Linked DNA regions of Mus musculus: all the other regions are linked to region 2. The links are chromatin loops, found by intact Hi-C in ENCODE. Cell type or tissue: heart. All regions are shown on one strand.

The links. Hi-C counts contacts between places; a loop is a spot of excess contacts. Peaks named below come from ENCODE experiments on the same cell type or tissue, not always from the same donor. Only the 100,000 strongest peaks of a DNase experiment are listed, where the experiment ranks them.
Region 1: it touches region 2 in a loop (11-fold over the local background); 4 of 42 quality-filtered maps call a loop at or near these places.
Region 3: it touches region 2 in a loop (10-fold over the local background); 15 of 42 quality-filtered maps call a loop at or near these places.
Region 4: it touches region 2 in a loop (6-fold over the local background); 7 of 42 quality-filtered maps call a loop at or near these places.

What each region holds. Positions count from the first base shown.
Region 1 is chr16:10,864,427-10,869,426 of GRCm38, reverse strand. No RefSeq gene overlaps it. Among named protein-coding and RNA genes, the nearest start is that of Rmi2, 32 kb to the right of the region's middle. In heart, no CTCF peak of the experiment used is centred here; DNase peaks (open chromatin) are centred at 1,186, 1,726, 2,336 and 3,626; H3K27ac peaks cover 267 bases; H3K27me3 peaks cover 1,123 bases.
Region 2 is chr16:10,638,270-10,643,269 of GRCm38, reverse strand. It overlaps Clec16a (C-type lectin domain family 16, member A), which reads right to left. Exons shown (of 23, transcript NM_001204229.1): 17 at 4,355-4,483. Among named protein-coding and RNA genes, the nearest start is that of Gm52264, 18 kb to the left of the region's middle. In heart, a CTCF peak has its summit at 3,047 (motif pointing left); a DNase peak (open chromatin) is centred at 3,049; H3K27ac peaks cover 1,251 bases.
Region 3 is chr16:10,844,368-10,849,367 of GRCm38, reverse strand. No RefSeq gene overlaps it. Among named protein-coding and RNA genes, the nearest start is that of Rmi2, 12 kb to the right of the region's middle. In heart, CTCF peaks have their summits at 824 and 2,645 (motif pointing right); DNase peaks (open chromatin) are centred at 428 and 2,637; H3K4me3 peaks cover 50 bases; H3K27ac peaks cover 760 bases.
Region 4 is chr16:10,765,134-10,770,133 of GRCm38, reverse strand. No RefSeq gene overlaps it. Among named protein-coding and RNA genes, the nearest start is that of Socs1, 18 kb to the left of the region's middle. In heart, a CTCF peak has its summit at 2,786; DNase peaks (open chromatin) are centred at 344, 1,154 and 2,674; H3K27ac peaks cover 638 bases; H3K27me3 peaks cover 1,198 bases.

The sequences.
Region 1 (5,000 bases), 230 kb before region 2:
CAGCCGTGTAAGTGTGCTGAGACTTACTCGCGAGTCCTGTGTTCCTGCTACATGACAGGACTGAGTCTGTCTGTACTGTAGGGCAGCATTGCCACACAGGAGGTTCTCATTTGACAGGTGGGAAACTGAGGCTTAGGCTCTGCGCAAGCACTGTTCACATTCTAGTTAGTTTTGCAAAACACTTAGCTATGGGGAAAGGCATCCTTGGCTAGCAGGCTGGATGTGGTCTAATGGGCAGGAGGCCAGTCCCTGACCTATATGTATTAGGTGGCACACTGCTGCAGAAAGACACATGGGTGAGGGTAAAGCTTGGCTGAGAAGCACAAGAGGGCTCCCCTTTTTAAAGTACGGTTCTTTGGGCCTGCACGTATGTGGGCCCGCATGTGTATGCACTCGTATGTGGATGCCTGAAGCTGATAGAGAATAATGGCCTTACTTGTTGAGGCAGGCTCTCTCAATCAATCCCAGAGTTCACTGATAGGGCTAGTCTTGCCAGGCAGCTTGTTCTGGGGATCCATCTGCCTTCTGAGAATGAAATCACAAGTTCTGTCATGCTCGCCTCACATTTATGTGTGGTTCTCAGTATCTGATCTTGTGCTTGCGTGGCAAGTGCCTTAACCACTGAGCCTTCTTGCCAGCCCAGAGGTGGTGAATTTTGAGTATGCAGCTCTGGGTAGGCACACACTGGTGGAGAGCAGGGTTTGGGAGGTTGCAGAGCCGTGGTACCGGTCTGAAAAGTAGTAAGGAAGCCAGCAGGATTTGAGCACGTTCCAGGTGGTTTAAGGCCTTGGCTTCTGCTTGGAGATGGGCGCATACAAGGGGTTTGGCCCAGGGGAAGGTGGATCTCTGTGTATTCCCACTGGCCCCCATGGTGAGGGGCCTGGCTGTTCAGGTTGCCTGGAAGTTGGCAGCTAAGGCCCATCCCAGTGTCCCTGCACAGAGTATAGGGCTGGCTGGGGTTGCTGGAGCAAACTCAGTGTGGAAGGGATGAGAGGCAGTCAGAATCCAGATGTGCTTTTAGGTCAGCCTGGAGAGGATCAGGACTCACCTGGATGGCGGTGGTAAAAGAGGAGTGAGAGGTGATTTCAAAGTATTTGGCCTCAACAGCCGGAAGGACAGAGGCCCCTCTATAGACAAGGGGCAAACCACAGGGGCTTCTGTGCGTGGCTAAACAGTGCAGTGTAAGCAGAACTGTAGCGGCCTGAACCACAGGACTTTTCTCATGCTGTTCTGTGCTGTTAGATGAGAAGGGATTAACCATGGAGACGTGGGCAGCGAAGGCCTCACAGGTAGGAGCCGGCAAGAGCGCCTACAGTTCCCTTCTTGCCCAGCAGGTGGCAGCATGGTGCCTCTTGGGTGTGGGAAACTTGACCCTAACTCTTGGTTGAATTCCTACTCTGCCTCAGTTTCCCCACCTGTAAACTTGGGACATACCTCAAAGGAAAACGAGTGAAGAAACAGCTAGAAACCTAGCAGGGTCTGTGTAGACCGAGGGCTTCAGCAGATGGCACTGAGTGGCCGTTCTCAGTGCCTCACCCCCAGATTTTTCTCACTCTTTCCAACCTCAGGTTCCACAGCCTGAGAAAGTTCTAGAGTCTCTCCCTAGCCTGGAGAAATCTCTGACAATCCCCCTTTGTCTGGGCTCCTGTTCTGGCCCACTCAGCATCATCTTACTGTGCCTGTAAACCTCTGACAGGTACCCTGGCTTGCCTCCCTCAGTGTCTACGCCCATCCCCATTACCCCACTGGCCCCTGGAGCAGGGTGCACAGGCAGCTGTGGCCCTATTGCAGGACTTTGGATTATCTTATAAGGACACTTCTGCAGAGAGAGGGGAGCCCTCTCTAGGGGGACAGCATCTGTGATTCCTTTCCAGCCTGTGACATCACTGTCCTTCAGGGAAAGAGAGGCTCAGTGAGCCATCTCGACTTGCTGGGGGACCCATCTCTGTGTCCATCTCCTCTGTGTCCATTTCAGGAACCACTCCGTGACCGTAAGGCTTGCCACTCCTGCCTGTGGGGGATGGGCCCCTGCACGCAGCCCAGGTGGTCAGTTACCTGGTGGAGGAGAAATTCCTGTGGCCACTCCACAGGTTGTATGAGCCTAAAGTGCTAGCCAGGTTCTATGGGTTCCAGCATCGCCTGCTGAGAAGCCTTTTCAAGGGTAAGTCCTGCCCACTTCCCGGTCCTCTGCCTGTGGGATCCTATAGGGCTTCATGACCAGTAGGCACAGGAAAGCCTGTCAGGTCCCGTGGAATCGCAGCCCAGCCCCACAAGTTCCTGGGCTTGGTGAGGTCATCTGGGGCTACTGACCCTGCTAGGATTCTGTCAGGAATATAAAGTCCTGGCTGGCTAAGGAGGCATACACAACATCTGGGGGTTCCTTCTGAGGCCAGCCTTCTCCCAGGGGGCCTTGGTGGAGAAAGAGAGGGCTGAGCTCCAGTTGGAGCTGGAAGGCTGCTAATGGAGCCTTATGGAGGAGGCGGCGGTGTCTGTAGCCTGTGGCCCTGATGTGCCTCTGAGAAGACCCCGGGGAAGCCGCCTCTGGCTCGCGCTGCTATATAATTTCTTCATCCTCAGTTTCCTCCCGTGTGAAGTAGAGGGAATGCCACGGCTGGCTTGTGCAGGCATGCCATCTGAACCCAAGCCCTTGCTACAGAGGAGGCAGAGCTTCAGGCGTGGCATAGGGTGGTTTATGGTGTGCCGACATTCCCGAGCTCAGCGTCTTGGGAGCGCCCCCAGACTTGGAAGCACACTTGTTTCTGGGTTAACACTTAGCGTCGAGCTGGTCTGTCCTCTTCTCAGATTGAGCTGTGGTAGCCAGTGCCAGGTCCATGGTGACCTTTGATGGGCAGATGTGGGACCTGGGTCCCTGCTGTGGCAGCTTCCTGCTAGCCAAGACCTCTCAGTAAATGTCCTCTCTGATGCTGAGCCGCACAAGCTCGGAGTTCACGTCCTTCATGTAGAGCTGAATGAACCACGCAACCCTTGTTCTGTATCCTAAAGCTTACCTGTACCCTAAAGCTTAGTGCATGGGTTGGGGGCTGGGCTGGGGGTGGGGAGGACTCCCCAGAGCCTCTTGTCCACATGTTGCCTAAGGGTTAGTTGCTGGGAGTGATTCCAGACTCACCCGTGTGTGTGGTCCACAGGCTTACAAGATGTATGACACTGCCTGGCCTTGGGGCTGCTGGGGTCTAGAGCCATCTCCTGCTGAGCACTGGGTCCAGGGCTGAGCTGAGCAGCTAGGATGGTGTGTCCATCTCCTGGGATGTGCCAGCAGGCCTCTGCAGTCTGATGCTAGGCCTGTGGCACCATGGTGGGTTGGGGCTTGATGTTCCCCACAAGGGCCTTTTCCAGCTCTGCCGGGGCCAGACTTCAGGGATGAGGTGACACGCCCCTTCTCAGCGGCACTGCAGTTGGCCTCCTGGTGGGGAAGGGCCAGTGGGCAAGAACTGGAGATAATCTCAATGGCTGCCTTTGCTGACTGGACACTTCCCTGCTGGGGTCACCATGACTGCTGGCCTCTTTTCTAGTGTGACACAGCTGCCTCCTTCTCAGTCCTGGTCATTCCTGTCCCATTACAGATGACCCAGTAGAAGCTGGACACTCACCCCTGCTTCCAGGGCCAGCTTCTGGCCCAGGGTTTCTGACCCAGCTTGGCTCTCTTCCCTGGAGACAGTCTGGACAGAGTGAAGTCAGCTCTCATGAGGTCTCCCAACATGCAAGTAGACCACAAGAGGTCTTCTGGAAAGCTTCCTAAGTGGCCCAGTGGGCTGGGACTGTGGGAGAAGGCACTGCAAGGCACAGTCCTCCTTAGATCATCTTTTCCCTCCCCAACTTCTGAGAACTCTGGCGTCCTGGGGAGTCAGGAGGGGGAGCTTTCCCAACAGGTCCCTCTTGCTCTGCAGGAATGTCTGCTGGCCTTCTGGGTACCAACAATAATGAAGACGATGAGCTACTACTGCCAGGTGGCACAGAAGCTGCCAGCCTGGAGGAGCTCACCCAGGCCTGGCAGGCTCAGTGGAGGACAGCTGCACAGGTCCAGGGTAAAGCAGGAACCCTGGCGCTCCACTCAAGGATACAGGCATCTTGCTGAGGCTGCTGCACACCAGGAAGTGTGCCCAAGAGAAACGTGCAGAGGGATGGGTCTTGGGAGTTTCCATCCAGGTGGGTGACACCTGTGGTGCTGGAGAGGGGGTACAGCAGCCATACTCAGGGCATGGGACCACCTGTCAGGCCTTCTCCCAAGAACCCTGGTCCAGCCTGGAGAACTGGCCAGAGGCAACTCAGCAGAGTAACCACAGAATGAAAGAGGCCTGATCTAGGCAATGCCCTTCCAAGGGTACATCAGGCAAGCACCGTGATGGGCTGGCATTGGTTTCAGGTGGATCCTGCCCCAGTCCTCAGACTGTGTGTCCAAGACACCTGTGATCCTAGGGCGCTCCAGTCTGCCTGCCAGCTGGTGGCTGCCTACATCCACCTGTGTGCCCAGGACTCTGTGACCTTGGCCCTCCCTCTTCAGTGTGGGAAGTTCTCATCCTGGTCTAGCCTTGGTCTCCCACCTCAAATGGGAAAGCAGTGCCACTCTCTGAGCTCCTACAGGGATGGCAGGTGCTCAGTTCTGCGGTGCTCAGTCCTGCGGTGCTCAGTCCTGCGGTGCTCAGTTCTGTGGTGAGCACAGAGTCCCAACAAAGCTATGTTCAACATGGTTTTCATGAAAAAAGAGCTAGCCTGGTTGGCAGGGACAGGAGGAAAGCTAATTTGAGGCCAGCCTGGGCTACATAGCAAGATTCTGCCTTAATAAAATCAAATAAGGTTGGAGAGATGGCTCCATAGTTCTCTTACAGAGGAGTTGGGTTCGATTCCCAGCATCCATGTGACAGCTCACTACTGCCAGGAGAATGGGTGGCCTGACCTCTACAGGTCACACACATACACATACATGCAGGCAAACACTCATACATGTAAAATAAAAAGTCATACTGTTTTTTAAAAAGAAAAGG
Region 2 (5,000 bases):
TAGTTCTATTAAAACAAAACAAAACAAACAAACAAACAAAAAAAATCATGAGTTCCTATCTAGTAAGCACCTACTATGTGCTGGGGTTCAGGGATTCTATACTGTAAATTTAAGACTACAGGAGCAAGAATGCTGAGAGGTGCTGATAGGACAGAGTGAGCTTGGCCCATACAGCTGCTAAGGCGCTGAGCCAAGCCTCTGTAATATCAGGCACACATTGACACAGCCTCGTATACCAGGAAATGCAATCCCTGTGCCAGTCCAAAGAAGACAGCAATAAGATGTGAAGTGGGGAGCAGGTGTCACAGGATTATATGACAGCCAGAGCTCTTAAGTAAGCAGTTACAACTTCAGGGATGAGGAGAAGGAAAGAAAAGAACCGACTGCATGCATGTCCCAGTCTGCTCATGTTGTTAAGTCCATTGCTTTCAGGGTTCTGATGGCAAAGACCCCCAGCGGGGGCACAGCTGGGATGAGAAAACAGAAACACACGCTGCTTTCTGCAGCCTATCCCTTGGAAGACTGAGGCTTTCCAAGGAATCTATGAATTCAGAATTTGGCTCTTAATGTAGGCCTTTTGGTAAAACATCTGCTTTTACTCTGCAAATGTTGAATGGAAGATATTTCCAGGAATACAAATAAAAATAGTAATTTAAACTATAAAATAGACTATAAAACATATATAATACCATTTAAAAATACCAACTCTCAAGGGAAAGCCACATACAAAAGAAGCCCATGTCTAAGAACAGAAAGAGGTGAGTCCCACAGGGCAGCCGGAGGGGCTGGCATGCATGCTGTCTCACCCCATGGCAACTTCATGCCACCACCTAGAGATACTAACAGCTCCCTCTCACCACTCATGGCCATTGAGCACTGTGTAGGGCTTCCCCTCACCCCCATTCTTTCCAGGGAATCTCTATGTAGCCTGTAGCCTTGGCTGTCCTGGAACTCACTCAGTAGATCAGGCTGGCCTAAAACTCATAGAGATTCGACTGCTTCTGCACACCCCCATGCCCCACTGAGTGCTGGGAATAAAGGTGTGCATCACTGTGCCCAGCTGCCTGCCAGCTGGACCTCTTAATTACCCTATGTGGTTCCCATCTGACAAGCAGAGAGATGGAAGCCCAGACTCCAAAGACTGTTCTTCTGATCACAGTCCTTGGCCTCCAAAGAGTCAGGGCTTGGGACCCATGGTTTTATCAAGCACTCTTCTTTTCTTTGCTAAATCAAGATACAAAGTTTTCTTTTTTTTTTTTTTTTATATTCTTTTTCTTTTTTTTTTTTTTTTTTTTTTTTTGGTTTTTTGAGACAGGGTTTCTCTGTGTAGCCCTGGCTGTCCTGGAACTCACTTTGTAGACCAGGCTGGCCTCGAACTCAGAAATCCGCCTGCCTCTGCCTCCCGAGTGCTGGGATTAAAGGCGTGCGCCACCACGCCCGGCTCAAGATACAAAGTTTTAATGTCATAGCCAAAAGTAATAAGAAATGATGACTGTTTCAAATCTTGGAACCCAGGAGACCAAATTTCAAAAGGGAAGACAGTTGACCGAGGTCTAATATGAAGAAACTTCCATTTCTTAGCTTCTCCGAGTCTGGAAGCCATCCCCAGTCACATTCAGCATGTAGAAACCCAGCTCATACAGCGGCTTTGGAAGAGAAGGTCTGGAGGCTGATGAATCTCAGCTCCACCTGGCTGAGTGAGAGCAGGAGTTCCTAGTATCTGCTCAGCTCTGGGGAGGAGTACATGGTGAGTGAGGGTTTTTCATGGCACAGGTGGCCCTGGACCAAGTGCTCAGGTCACTTCTGTCAGCTTCCTTGCCATATTTGCAAGCTGTTGTATTTAGGTGACAGTCATTCAGGTTAGAAGCCCACAAGGCTATGGAAACAGCTGTGAAAGTAAGTCATCCTGAAAACAGGGTTGAAGCAGCTGGATGTGGGCCTGGCCCAGAGAGAAAGCTAGGTGGTGACGTTAGAGATGAAAAAAAAATCCATACCCTTTGAACCAGAAATCCTGCTTCTGAGAACATGTCCTAAAGAAATGATTCAAGAGAAAGAAAACACTGTGTTCATGAAGTAGCTCTCATGGCTCAGCTGAAAAGAGTGAATTACATGGAGGTGCCCTAAACTCTGACCAATGGGAAAACCCATGGGAGCTGTGGCAGAGAACTCCTGACAACCTTTATGCAGCCCTAAAAAATCACTTAGAAAACCATCAGACAGGCGTGGTGGCACAGGCTATGTTCTCCGCCCTTGAGCTGTAGTGGAAGGAGGATCAGGAATTCAAAGTTAACCGTGGCTGTATAGTGAGTTTAAGACTAGCCTGGGTTACATGAGACCTTGTCTCCAAAAGAAAGAAAGAAAGAAAGAAAGAAAGAAAGAAAGAAAGAAAGAAAGAAAGAAAGAAAGAAAGAAAGAGAGAGAGAGAAAGAGAGGAAAGCCCCTCCCCTGTAGGCTGGGGTGATGTCACTGGTAGCATGTAAGAACTGGGAAGCTTGTCCAGAGCTGCGAAAACCACGCTTACAACAGGAAACCTCATAATACAATGAACAAAGGAAGATGCAGGTGACACCATGGCAAAAATTCCTGTGCCATCATAAGGGGCTGAGTTTGTAGACAAAGATGGGAGGAGAAGCAAATGTCTCTAAGTGTTGAAATATGGAAGAAAAATGTCCTTCCTTTAAAAATGCTGAGCTCTGACTGAGTTTTCTTTAATGTGTAACACACAGCCACCCCATTTCCTCAAGGTCAATAGTGACAAACATAAAAACCTGCTGTGCCCACAGGGAACATGGGATCAGAATGTGGGGACACAAATCTGTAATTCCAGATATCTGGGAGGCTGAGGTAGAAGCCAATCTGGGCTACTTAGTAAGACACTGTCTCAATCAAAACTGAGAGGAGGGTGAGCATGTGCTGGCATGTGCATGCTCTGGCCTCATCCCTAGTACCAAACACAACACCCTAGCACAGGGACCCTTGGGCAGTGGCTTCCCAGATAGCTGATACTTCAGTTCAGACTTTACCATTTGCCCGCGCCCCCTGCTGGCTCTCCTCTGCACTAAGCTTAGCGAGTCCTTGAGTGGAACCTCTCGCTCATCTTAAGACACTGGTGCATTGCACTCCTTTCCCACCAACACACTTTCAGTGTTTACTGTCGGCCAGAAACTTCACAGCCATCCTGCCAGCTACTGTGGGCAAAAGCTGAGGGGGCACAGGAGGAACTTTAGGCTCAGGGACTTAAACAATGCTTCCAAGATCACACAGCTATAACCTCTGTAGGCCTGACTAAGGAACTCATGTTCTTTCTCAGCCACTCCTTCCAACTGCCCCTACCTGAGTGGGGATAACTCAAATTCAAGTTCTGCTTGGAACCCCAAACTGTGATGACTTTGATTTCAACATGGATGTCCCTTATGGGCTGGCAGGAGTCAGGGGCACTTTTGGTATTTTGATCTTACACTTAAAAAAAGTATTTGTGTTGTGTGCACACATGGAGGTCAGAGGACAACTTGCAGGAGTCTGTGGTTTGCTCAGGGGGCTGGGAATGTGTGTTGCTTGAAGATACAAAGTCTCCACTTCCTCTGTAGCCCCTGAGCACATGGTTAAAAGTGCCAGCAGGGCGGAGGAGGTCACAGAGGTTCTTGTCTGAGGCACACACAACTTTATGTCACTTGCTTTCTGAAATCCTAAAGTGAGACCCCCAAGCCACAAGCAGACCAAGGACGATGTAGTGAGCCTGGGAGCGATCATGAGTGCCTCTAAATTATCCACTCCCAGTCATGTCTCCAGGGAATGATTTTCCAGGAAAAGGCAGTGCTGCTTTCTAAGAAAGAAACCGAGATCTTACGCAGGAGATAAAATACTGTGAAGAGCCTGAGCGAGGCTGCTTCCTAGAGCGGCCGCCTCAGAACAAAGTGCTGATAAGGGGATCACCTCTGCTGTTCTAAGAACAGGGCTCTGTACGCACGCTCTCCTGCGCAGCCAGCACCATCCTCTCACTATCGGACAGCTTGCCAGTGTGCCTAGGGCTCACATCCACCTCCCACACTGGCTGTTCTAGGCTCTGGGTTCCCTTGCTTCAAAGAAGATTGGCTTGGCCTCCATCCAGGGTTTTGGCTGCACTCTGCCCTGGCGCAGGTAGTCTGACAGCAGCCCACAGAGGTGCCAGTTGCCACAGAATCTCAATCTCCAATTTCCAAGGGCACCAGGCTTTGGAAAGAAAGCCATGTATGGTAGTAGGTGCATGCGTGAGGCTATTCTTTCCAGGTGACTAGACACCTATTGGTGGTAGGCTTCAACTGATCTAAAGACCCTTTCCCTATGGCCTAGGAGAGGCCAGAAAGCACTTACTCACCCGCCTCGTCTTCTCCACATCACCACATGGCAGCCGCTTCACAAAGTCAATGCCAGTCAGTGGAGTGCCCGTTGGGGGCAGGAGGATGGAAGCATCCATCATGAGATACTCCACATTCATGGGCTTTATCTAGGAGAGACAGCACAGGAAGCCTCAGCAAAGGCCCTCCTGTACTTGGGCCACAAATGAGCCAGCTCTGGGTTAGACGGGGCCTATATTTCTCGTGTGCCAGATGAGTGGCAGGCTCTTTTCATTCTCCAAGTTGTGTGTGTGTACTTTTCCCTTCATTTAAGTCAGAGGGCCCCATGACCGCCTAGTGCTGACTGGCTGCCTTCCTTTGTGGGACATGTTTAACACTGTTTTCCAGAGGCCTGAGTCCCTTTTTCAAAATCCCTGTATCCCAGAGCAGGGTGGCAGAGCCATGTTCCCACTCCAGGCTGTTCTTGGCACTGGTTTCACAGCAGGGCCTTCTTACAATACAGATTGGTTCCATTGCTCCTACAGTGCCAGGACCTCCTCCATGGGATTCCTCCCATTCTCTCCATGGGGGTGGGGATAACAGTGAGTCTCAGGGTCTGTCATCCCTTTGGTAATAAACCTGAGTCACTAAAGAATGTGTGAGCAGCTTGAGTGGCACTCACTCACG
Region 3 (5,000 bases), 210 kb before region 2:
ATGGCGGTGTGTGCTGTATCATCCTAGTGGTCAGACATATGGAAGATGTCATGTCCTCACACACCTCTCCAGGGTAATGGGGCCAACCCAGATTCCCGAGGACCCTGTGGGACAGTCCCTGCTCTACTGGAGCAAAGTAAGAGAAGGGAACTGGTTCGGGAGTGAAACAAACCTAGGTTCCAGCCTCTTGGGGCTTAGTTATGGTCACCCTGACATGTGACATTAGAGCCAGATCATCTGGCAAAAGGCTGTCTGTTGGCTTTCCCCACTGTGGAGGTACAGTTTCTATCCCATTGATCCTGTGAAAGGCAGCCTGTATATTCTATCCACTGTGTCTGGCAACCCCACAAGATACACAAGCCACATTCAAGAACAGCAACCCCATGAGTCTGTCATCCTACACAGCTCAAGACAGTCCAGACGTGTGTTCCAGAACATCTGGTAAAGTCGAATATTCCAGCCAAACAGCAATCACCAACTCTGCTATTCCCTAACATTGTTCTTTTTGAGATAGTCTCATATATTCCAGGCTGAACTCTAATTTGCAATGTAGCCAAGAATGACCTGAAACTTCTGGTCCTCCTGCCCCCCTTCCTAGCTCTGCATGTACATATGCATGAAGTAGGTAAGTGCAGTCAATAATGAGATTTCAAAGCCCTTCCTTTCCTCACCCAATTTGGCCAGAAGGGAGGAGCAGGTGTTTGTAGCTTTGAATTTCCCAGCACAGGGCCTCTGTTTCTTAGGCTGATCTTTGTCCACACCACATCCCTGCTTGTTCAGTTGAGCTAGATGACCTCTGGGGAGGTGGGTTAATGCTACAGTGGGAGGAGGCATTCAGGAACCTTGCTATGAGATAATTGTGCAGCCAGGGGCCAGAATGGCCCTCTTCTCCTGTGATGACACCCTAACCAGAACCTGTGAACACTATCTTAGTTGCAAAATGGACTTTTTCCAACTTAAACAATAAAAGACTTCTATAAGCCTAGGCTGGCCTCTATCTAAGTCACTGAGCAGAAGGTGACCTGAACTTCTGATCCCCCTGTCTCCACCTCCTGAGCGCTGAGACTGCAGGTGTGTACCACTATGATCAGTTTAATGCAATGCTGGGAAATGAACCCTGGGCGTCACGCACACTAGGCAAGTACTCTACTAACTGAGCCACATTCCTTAGCCTCAGAAGTGATTCTTGCGATGAGCTGAGCCTGCATGCATACAGCAGAGATAAGGCAAGCTGTGCAGCAACCAAGGATCTTCCTCCCATTGTCTCCAGACCCAGGGCCCAGCAGGCACTGGGGCTTCATGACAAAGGCCACACTCAGGTGTGGTGGCACACACCTTTAATCTGGGTACTCAGGAGGCAGAGGCAGGACGATCTCTGAGTTTGAGGGCAGCCTGGTCAACAGATTGAGTTCCAGGACAGCCAGGGCTACACAGAGAAACCCTGTTTCAAAATGAAACAAAACAACAAGTCACCTACTGCTTGGATTCCCTTAGCAGCAGAGTAGAGAGTCGTTTACTCTTTCTGACCCCAGGCATTCTTCTCTACAGAGGTCAGACATAAGCCCAGAGGGCTGAGATGTGGTTCCGAGGTAGGGCATTCATCTACATATAGGAAGCCCTAGGTTTCATCCCCAGCACATAATAATAATGCTAAGTCTGTCCATTTGAACTTGTATTTTATTTATTATTATATGTGGATATAAGGGCATACACATGCCATTGACTTATATGGAGGTCAGAGGACAGCTTTCAGGGATAGCTCCCCCCCCCCATCTTTCTGTAGGTTCCCTGAAATGAACTCAGGTCAGTAAGCTTGCCTATAAGCACTGGCAACCTGTCCTCATGATATATATATATCATGTCCCCGATGATAACGAGGACAACCACAATAATTTGAAGTTGCTTATAAAGAGCTTAGTGACTCAGATTCAATCCCAGATACTCAGCTGCCCAGGGAAGTTAGTACGACCTTATCTGAAAGCAAACGGTGCAGAGGGGCTGGGGATGGCTCAGAGACTGAGTGCTTGCCTGGGATGACCCTGGGTTCAGGCCCAAGTGCTAAATACTTCTAAATGCTTATAACTAGACATAGTGGTGCATGCCTTTAATGCCAGCATGCTAGAAGCAGAGACAGGCAGATTTCTGTGAGTTCCAGGCCAGCCAGGGCTACAATTGTGAGAAGTCTCAACAACAACAACAATCATAGTAATTATAATAGCTCATAAAAACAATAAGAGTTGGGCATGGTGGTGCAGTTGAGAGGCAGAGGCAGGACAATCTTTGCAAGTTGGAGGATAACCTGGGCTACTTCAGGAGTTTCAGTTAAGCTTCTACATAGTGACCTAAACAGCCTAAAAAGCCTAAAGAGCTCAGAAAGATGAAGAGACTCACCCAAGGTGAGTCACTTAATAAAAGGGACTAGAGTTGAATGTCAAGTCCATTGAAACCCATCTGGTGTCCAAACTTCCCCCACTCTGCCCCCACCTGTCTGGCCACAATGGGCAGAACTCCCAGGGTGGTTGGCTGTGAAATTTCTTGTGGCCCTATTTGTTCCTTTGCTTCATTTTGTGGCTTTTCATTCTGTGATCTCTGGCTCTCATCCCATTCCCTAGGGCTCAGACCAGACCCAGGCCAAGCAGCAGGGGGTGCTATACTCCACTCTAGAGCAGTCCCAAGGAGCCAACAGGGAAGAATTAAGGTGCTGGCTCTGAAGAACACTGTCCCTAACACCACCAGGCACCTACTAGCTCACGACTTGCCCCTGTGGCCTGCTGGGGCAATGCAAGGCGAGCAGACACACCTCTTAGGCAAAGGATGCTCAGCGCAAACCAAGTATGCAATTGTGCTGGTGTCTTTATCGAGGAAGTCACTGTCCAGGCACACTAGCACTTACTCTTTGCCATGGCCCTTTTATACGTCCAGATCTTTCCTCTCTGAAGAGTACTTTCCTGCCTTCATGCCAGCACCTGCAAGGGACCCAAAATGCTGGCACAGTAGTACATACCTCAGGAGCTGAGGGAAGAGAATCAAGGCCAGCTTGGACTACGTAGTGAGACCCTGTCTGAAAAGGAGAAACAAGGGAAAAACAAAAAACCTGCTCTGGAGACACAGCTCAGTTGGCGGGGTGTCTGCCCACCATGCATAAAGCTCTGGGTTAATCTCCAGCACGTAAGAACCAGGCAGAAGAGCACAGCTGTGATCCAGGGTTCAGGAGGATTGCCAAGGTCATCAGGACGACATGAGCTATGAGAAACTGCCTCACAAATGGGCTCAGTGGGTAAAAACACTTGCTGTAGGGGTCAAATGCAGTACACTCAGTTCTCTGGACCCACAGTGGGGAGAATGGTTTACCGAAAGCAGTCCTCTACCTTCACACAGTACCTCATGCTTATGCACGGGGCACACACACACACATAAATCTTAAAAAGTAACAAAATACAAACAAACTAAAATCACAATAACAATAAAAACTCAAACCCAGGCCAACAAGATGGCTCTGAGGATAAAGGCACTTAGCACCGAGCCCAAAGACCTGAGTTTGAACCTTGCATCCCACCCGGTAGAAATCAAAAATCAACACCCACAATTTATCCTCTGATTTATACACCCATGCCACAGCAAATGTCCACCTACACACACACACACACACACACACACACACACACACACACAACTAGCTAACTAAATAGAAGCTTTAAAGCCCTCAAATGCCAAGGCTCCTGAGCACTGTGCCTTTACTCTGTGGCTTCTGTCTTCAACCTGAAACTCCTACAGCTTACTCTGTGTGTGTGTGTGTGTGTGTGTGTGTGTGTGTGTGTGTGTGTGTGTGTGTGTGTGTGTGTGATGTGAGTCCCCGGAGGACAGAGATGCCAAGCAAGGATTCTAAAACAACCTTGAGACCTCCCCACTCAGAAGGAGGGGTGGCAAACTCCATTTCCCAAGAGCCTACCAGCAGCATCCTTTGAAGGAAGAACCACCTCGAAGTCTCCACCTTGAAGGCTGACCTTCAAACCCCAGGTCAGGCAGGGGATGGTGGAACCAGAACTAGCCCACAGTGTGACAAGGTGGGAGCCCCTGAACGGTGTCTTCAGACACAGGCTCAAAGCTATTTGCTTGATGTAGGTCATTGTGGCTAACTGTGACTAAAGGCATATCCACTCCTTCTCCCCCATCCTGTTTTTTACTTTTCAGTTTTTCGAGACAGGGTTTCTATGTGTAGCCTTGGCTGTCCTCAAACCTGTTTTTGTTTGTTTTGTTTTGTTTTGTTTTGTCTTAAGACAGTGTCTCCTGTGGTGCATGCCTTTAATCCCAGCACTCGGGAGGCAGAGGCAGGCTGATTTCTGAGTTCAAGGCCAGCCTGGTCTATAAAGTGAGTTCCAGGACAGCCACCAGGGCTATACAGAGAAACCCTGTCTTGAAAAACAAAAGAACAAAACAAAAACAAAAACAAAAACAAGACAGTGTCTCCTGTAGCCCAGGTTGGCCCAGGCTTGCTATGTAGCCCGTGGCGACTTTGAACTTCTGATTCTCCAATTCCTTAGTGCTGAGATTCGAGGATCAAACTCAGGGTTTTGTTGATGCCAAACAAGCACTCCACACCATACACGGCCCTTGACCACCCTCTTCCTCTTTACATAGGGGCTTGTCAACAAAGGACCTGGAACCCACATTATGGCCCTGAGTGGCCTTCACCTCCAGAATGTCAGGATTACAGGTGTGCACCCCCATACCCAGGCTCCCGCTTATCCTTTCAAGAGTCAGCTAGCTGATCAGCAAACTGGAGAAGGTACCCAGCATCAACCCTGGCTGGCCAGACAGACAGAACTCAGAGCTGATCCCCGACTCCGCACAGCATATCCTCTGGTTTCTTTTTCTCTTTAATCATTAAATCACACACAAGCCAACAAAAACACGGCAGTCAGACACTCCCCTATTTCACACAGCCCTTCTTTCCCCTCCTGCAGAATTTTGCGGTAAAACTTCAGCTTTACAAGAACATG
Region 4 (5,000 bases), 130 kb before region 2:
CGCCCATAGCCCCACTAAGTGGTGCATGCAAGGATTTGAAGCTCCAAGGTGGGTCAAAGCCCCATGCCAGGAAGGCACAGAGGGGAATTCAAACCCAGGTCTCACTACAAGCTACCTTCCCGTGCAGTTTCTAACAGAAACTGGAGCCAGCAGCAAAAGAGGCACAGACAGAACCTGGGGCCAGCAGGGAGGGGGCTGGAGGAGCAGGGGAGGGTGAGGAACTGCTGAGCAGGAAGAGCTAAGCAGAAAGTGAAAGGGACCTGGGGCCCAGAATAGCTGTGGGTGGCAGTAGGGGGAGGTGGCAGGGAGAGAGAACTCTGCAGACCAGGAGGCGGGTGCTGCCTATTCCCCAGGGAAGGGAACCCATGGGAGAGTCCTCTGCCAAGGCAGCCTTGGTGGAGGCAATACTACAGGGGGAGGGTTGCCTAAGGAACAGGCATCTCTAGTGATAAGATGGGTAGGCAGGCTGCCCATTCACAGAAGCCCATGAAACACCCTGGACCACAAGAAGCTGGCCTCCACGGCATCACAGTGGTACCCCTTACAGGAGCAGACATGGACAACCCTTCAGAATATAAGCAGGGCCTTATATATACGTATTGCATGCTGTGTCTTTAGGGCTCAGAGAAGTGCCTGGCATACAGCTGGTGTTTAATAAATGTATGTAGAAGGCAGAAGGTGGGAAGGGAGACAAACGGGGAGGAAAAGAGAAGGGGGGAAGAAAGAAAGCAAAGGGGAGAAGGGATAAAGAGAGGAAAAGGAAGCAGAGGGTGGGGGAGGAGAAGGAGGTGGAGGAGGTGGTGGCAGGGGTCCCTACCAGATGTGAGCATCCTTCTGCTCTCTTGTGTCTTAACTTTTATTGGCCTGTGTTAATTAAAAAAAAAAAAGAAGTTTCCAAGGAGAGGTTGATTTTGTAAACAGTGCCAATCTTTCCACTCAGGTGGCCTCACAACACCGCCCCCCCCTCCATCCATGCCTTCGGGAACTTAAGACCAACTAACTCATCCAGGGTAGAGTAACAGAGAAGCCACCGGAAGCTCACAGGACAGGCTGTACCAAACCTACAGGGCGGACACACGTCCCACTCCTCCCCCAGGGGGGTGTTACCTCTGCCAGGGTGGAGACCTTGACCAGGGGATCTTGCCCAAGCTGCTCTGATCTCTAGGAGGAACTCCACCCGCTTGCTTTCCAGGAACTCTGCCTGCCACTGTGGGCTGTGGCTCGCAGCCCAGCCGCAGGCTGCACCAATTCGGACAGGACACTGCTACTCTGGACCACTGTGGACCCTGGCTCTCTCACCTGTGCTACCCAGGAAATGGGGCCCCCCACTTGGGTGCATTGAGGGCACTCTGAGTTTTGATTTTGCCATCAGTTTCTTCCTCACCTCTGCTCCCCACTCCTCCCTCTTTTCCTCCTCTGTCTTCTTTTTCTTACTCTCCTCTTTCATTTTTGATGCTGCTGGGGCCTCTCACATGCCTGGCAAGATCCCTGCTACTGAGCCACACTTCAAGCCTTTCGGCTATAAATCTAACAAACCCCACCACAGTTCAGTGGCATTTAGCAATTCAGCCTCTTACAGCCTAGCTTTCAGAGTTCATTTATGCTGAAATTTTTACCTAGCCTCATTTCCTCTACTCTGGAATGACTCCTCCATTTCCCTACACTCTGGTTGGTACCAGGGTCCTCCTGCCTCCACCCTCTAAGTGCTGAGATCAAGGTGTGCACCACCTGCCACACCTGGCTTATGCGGTGCTGAGAACTGAACCTAGGGCTTTGCGCATGCCAGGCAAAGACTGTACCACCGAGCTATGGCCCATCTCCAAGACCTATCTGCAGCTCAGGCTGGCCTTGAGCTATCACCTACTCAGCCTTCCTCATGTTTGAGGAAGGTGAGTCTTCAGCCAGTTACTGATACCAAACAAGCAGAGAACTGCATCCTCTGGGGTGCAGCTCCTCACAGCCTAGTCCTTATATTGGAAGCTGCCATGGGTTCTTTGCATAGTGACAAATCACCTGTGTAAACCCAGGAGGGACGGGGGTGGGGTGGGGTGGGGTGGAGAGGGATTGTCATAAGTTTGAGGTGAAGGAAGCATGGTAAAACACCTGGGGTAGAAAAAGTGGGGTTTCTCTCCTTTTGTGTTTCAGGTGGCAACTTAGCAGCAACTGGGGACCTTTCTTTTTTCTTTTTTTTTTTCTGTTGTCCCTTTTTAAAAAATAATTTTCTTTTTTCATTTCTTTATTGTTTAATCTTTTTTTTTTTTTTTTTAACAATCTAGACCTTATATCCCTGTAGGTCCACCCGCCAACTGTTCCACATCCCACATCTCTTACCCCAATCTCCAAGATTTTCCCATGCATACCCTCCATCCCATCAGAACTCCCCACTCTGAGGGCCCCACATTTCTTGAGCGTTAGGTGTATCTTTCTTAATACCAGATCTAGTGGCAAAACTTCCACTGCTCTTCCTGTACCTGTTGGGTAGCCTGGCCCTTGTGCTCCGGCTTTTCTCTACCTTTGCTTGAGCTCAGGGTGGGGCTGGCTCGGCTCTCTTCATTCTCCAGTCTGATGACCTCCTCAATCCTATAATCTTGTCCTCTACTGAGACGCCCGCAGGGGTTTCTCTCCTATTCAGTGGACCCTGACTGACATGTGTCAGGACAGGAACTCAAACTCAGCTCACCTGTCTCCTGGGGCTAAGCCTGGTGCAACAAAACCTCTTGGTTGAACTTTCTCCAGCTCCAGCTGTGCAAGATCTCTGCTCTTGTCTACTAGAGTTGAGTTGCAATACCATCTCTCACCAGCAGGGGAGACCAGCCAGTAGGAAGTGCTGTGACAGAACTCTGCTTAGAAATCGGTTCTCCACGAGTTGGTCTTCCTTCTTCTTGATTTTCTTGTGTTTTGGAAATTGTATCTTGGGTATTCTAGGTTTCTGAGCTAACATCCACTTATCAGTGAGTGGATATCAAGTGACTTCTTTTGTGATTGGGTTACCTCACTCAGGATGATATCCTCCAGATACATCCATTTGCCTAAGAATTTCATAAATTCATTGTTTTTAATAGCTGAGTAGTACTCCATTGTGTAAACGTACCACATTTTCTGTATCCATTCCTCTGTTGAGGGACATCTGGGTTCTTTCCAGCTTCTGGTTATTATAAATAGGGCTGCTATGAACATAGTGGAGTATGTGTCCTTATTACCAGTTGGAACATCTTCTGGGTATATGCCCAGGAGAGATATTGCTGGATCTGCCAGTAGTACTACGTCCAATTAAAAAAAAAAAAAAGAAAGAAAGAAAAAGAAATCGGTTCTCCAAATCTGTTGGTGGCCTTTTTGTCTTATTGACAGTGTCCTTTGTCTTACAGAAGCTTTGCAATTTTATGAGGTCCCACTTGTCGATTCTCGATCTTACAGCACAAGCCATTGCTGTTCTATTTAGGAATTTTTCCCCTGTGCCCATATCTTCGAGATTATTCCCCACTTTCTCCTCTATAAGCTTCAGTGTCTCTGGTTTTATGTGAAGTTCCTTGATCCACTTAGACTTGAGCTTTGTACAAGGAGATAGGAATGGATCAATTCACATTCTTCTCCATGATAACTGCCAGTTGAGCCAGCACCATTTGTTGAAAATGCTATCTTCTTTCCACTGGATGGTCAAACATTTCAGAGAACCCAGGCTCTCAGAAATTCCTACAACTGAGGCTGACATAGCCAGGCACTTCTCAGAAGTCTGAAGCCAAATTATCTGGGGAGTACTGGGCAAGTTTCTGAACCTCTCTGAGCTTTAATCTCCTTTGTGATTATAGTGTGCCCATGTATAATCCCAGCACTCGAGGGACTGAGGTAAGAGAATTTTGAGTTTGAGAACAACCTGGACTACAGAGGAAGACCGGGCCTCAACAAACAAACAAACAAACAAACAACAAACAAACAAAGAAAGCACATGGCTGACAATATCTGTGCTGAGGATCTTTGAAGGATGGAATGAGCTAAGGTGCCTGATGTCAATGAAAAATTACCCTGTCCTCTGCTGCAGCCTCCTATAATTTGATTCTGCTCCGTGAGATCGCAGGTCTCAGTTAGGGGTGGCTCTCAAGGGTCTGGAGGGCTCTTCATTCTATGGCTGATATCTTGGCTGGTATTATGAGAGGACGTCTCTGCTAACCTGAGGCCTCCTCCTATGTCTTGGACGTCCTTTGAGTGTGGCAACCTGAGGGAGTCACCTCACACCTGGTAGCTCAGGTTGGGCTATCTGTTCTAAAATACAAGGCAGAGGAGGGGTGAGATGCCTCAGAAGTAAAGACGGTCTTTATCAAACATGATGCCCTGAATTGAGTCGCCAGAACCCATATAATAAAAAGAAAACCCATGGCCCCCTCCTCTCCCTTGCCCCCAACACATATACAAACACACGATTTAAAACCAAGGCAGCCTCAGAGGTCACATGGGGTCACTGCTGCGATATTCTTGTGGTTGAATTGGTCGCCTTAACCACTAACCCAACTGGACTGAGGATCACTTTGGAAGCATACCTAAGGATGTTTCAAGGGAGGTTTAACTGAGCAGGAAAGATGACCCTGGGCATGGGCAACACTCCCATGAACTGGAGCCCTGAACTATATCAATCTAAGAAAGTGAGGATCAGTATTCGCATCACTCTGTCCCTTATGGATGCTATGTGACCAGCTGCCTTCCTGACACAATGAACTGTGCCCCAAACTGTGCGCCCAAATGATCCTTGCCCTCTCTAAGTCACTCTTGTTAGGTATGCTGTCATGGCAGTGAAAAATAGCCTGTGAAAGCCCACTCAATCTCGGGGGGGGGGGGCTGTGGACCCACCTGTAAGCCCAGGAAGTGTTAAGGAGTGCTTGGCTGTGCCTTCAAGGCAGTGTCTAGAATAGCCATGCTCTCTGCTAGAGATGGGAAAGGAAACAACATCTGCAGGTGTGAGAACAAGGACATATCAATAATCACTTGATTCTTGATGCTTGCTGGTCACA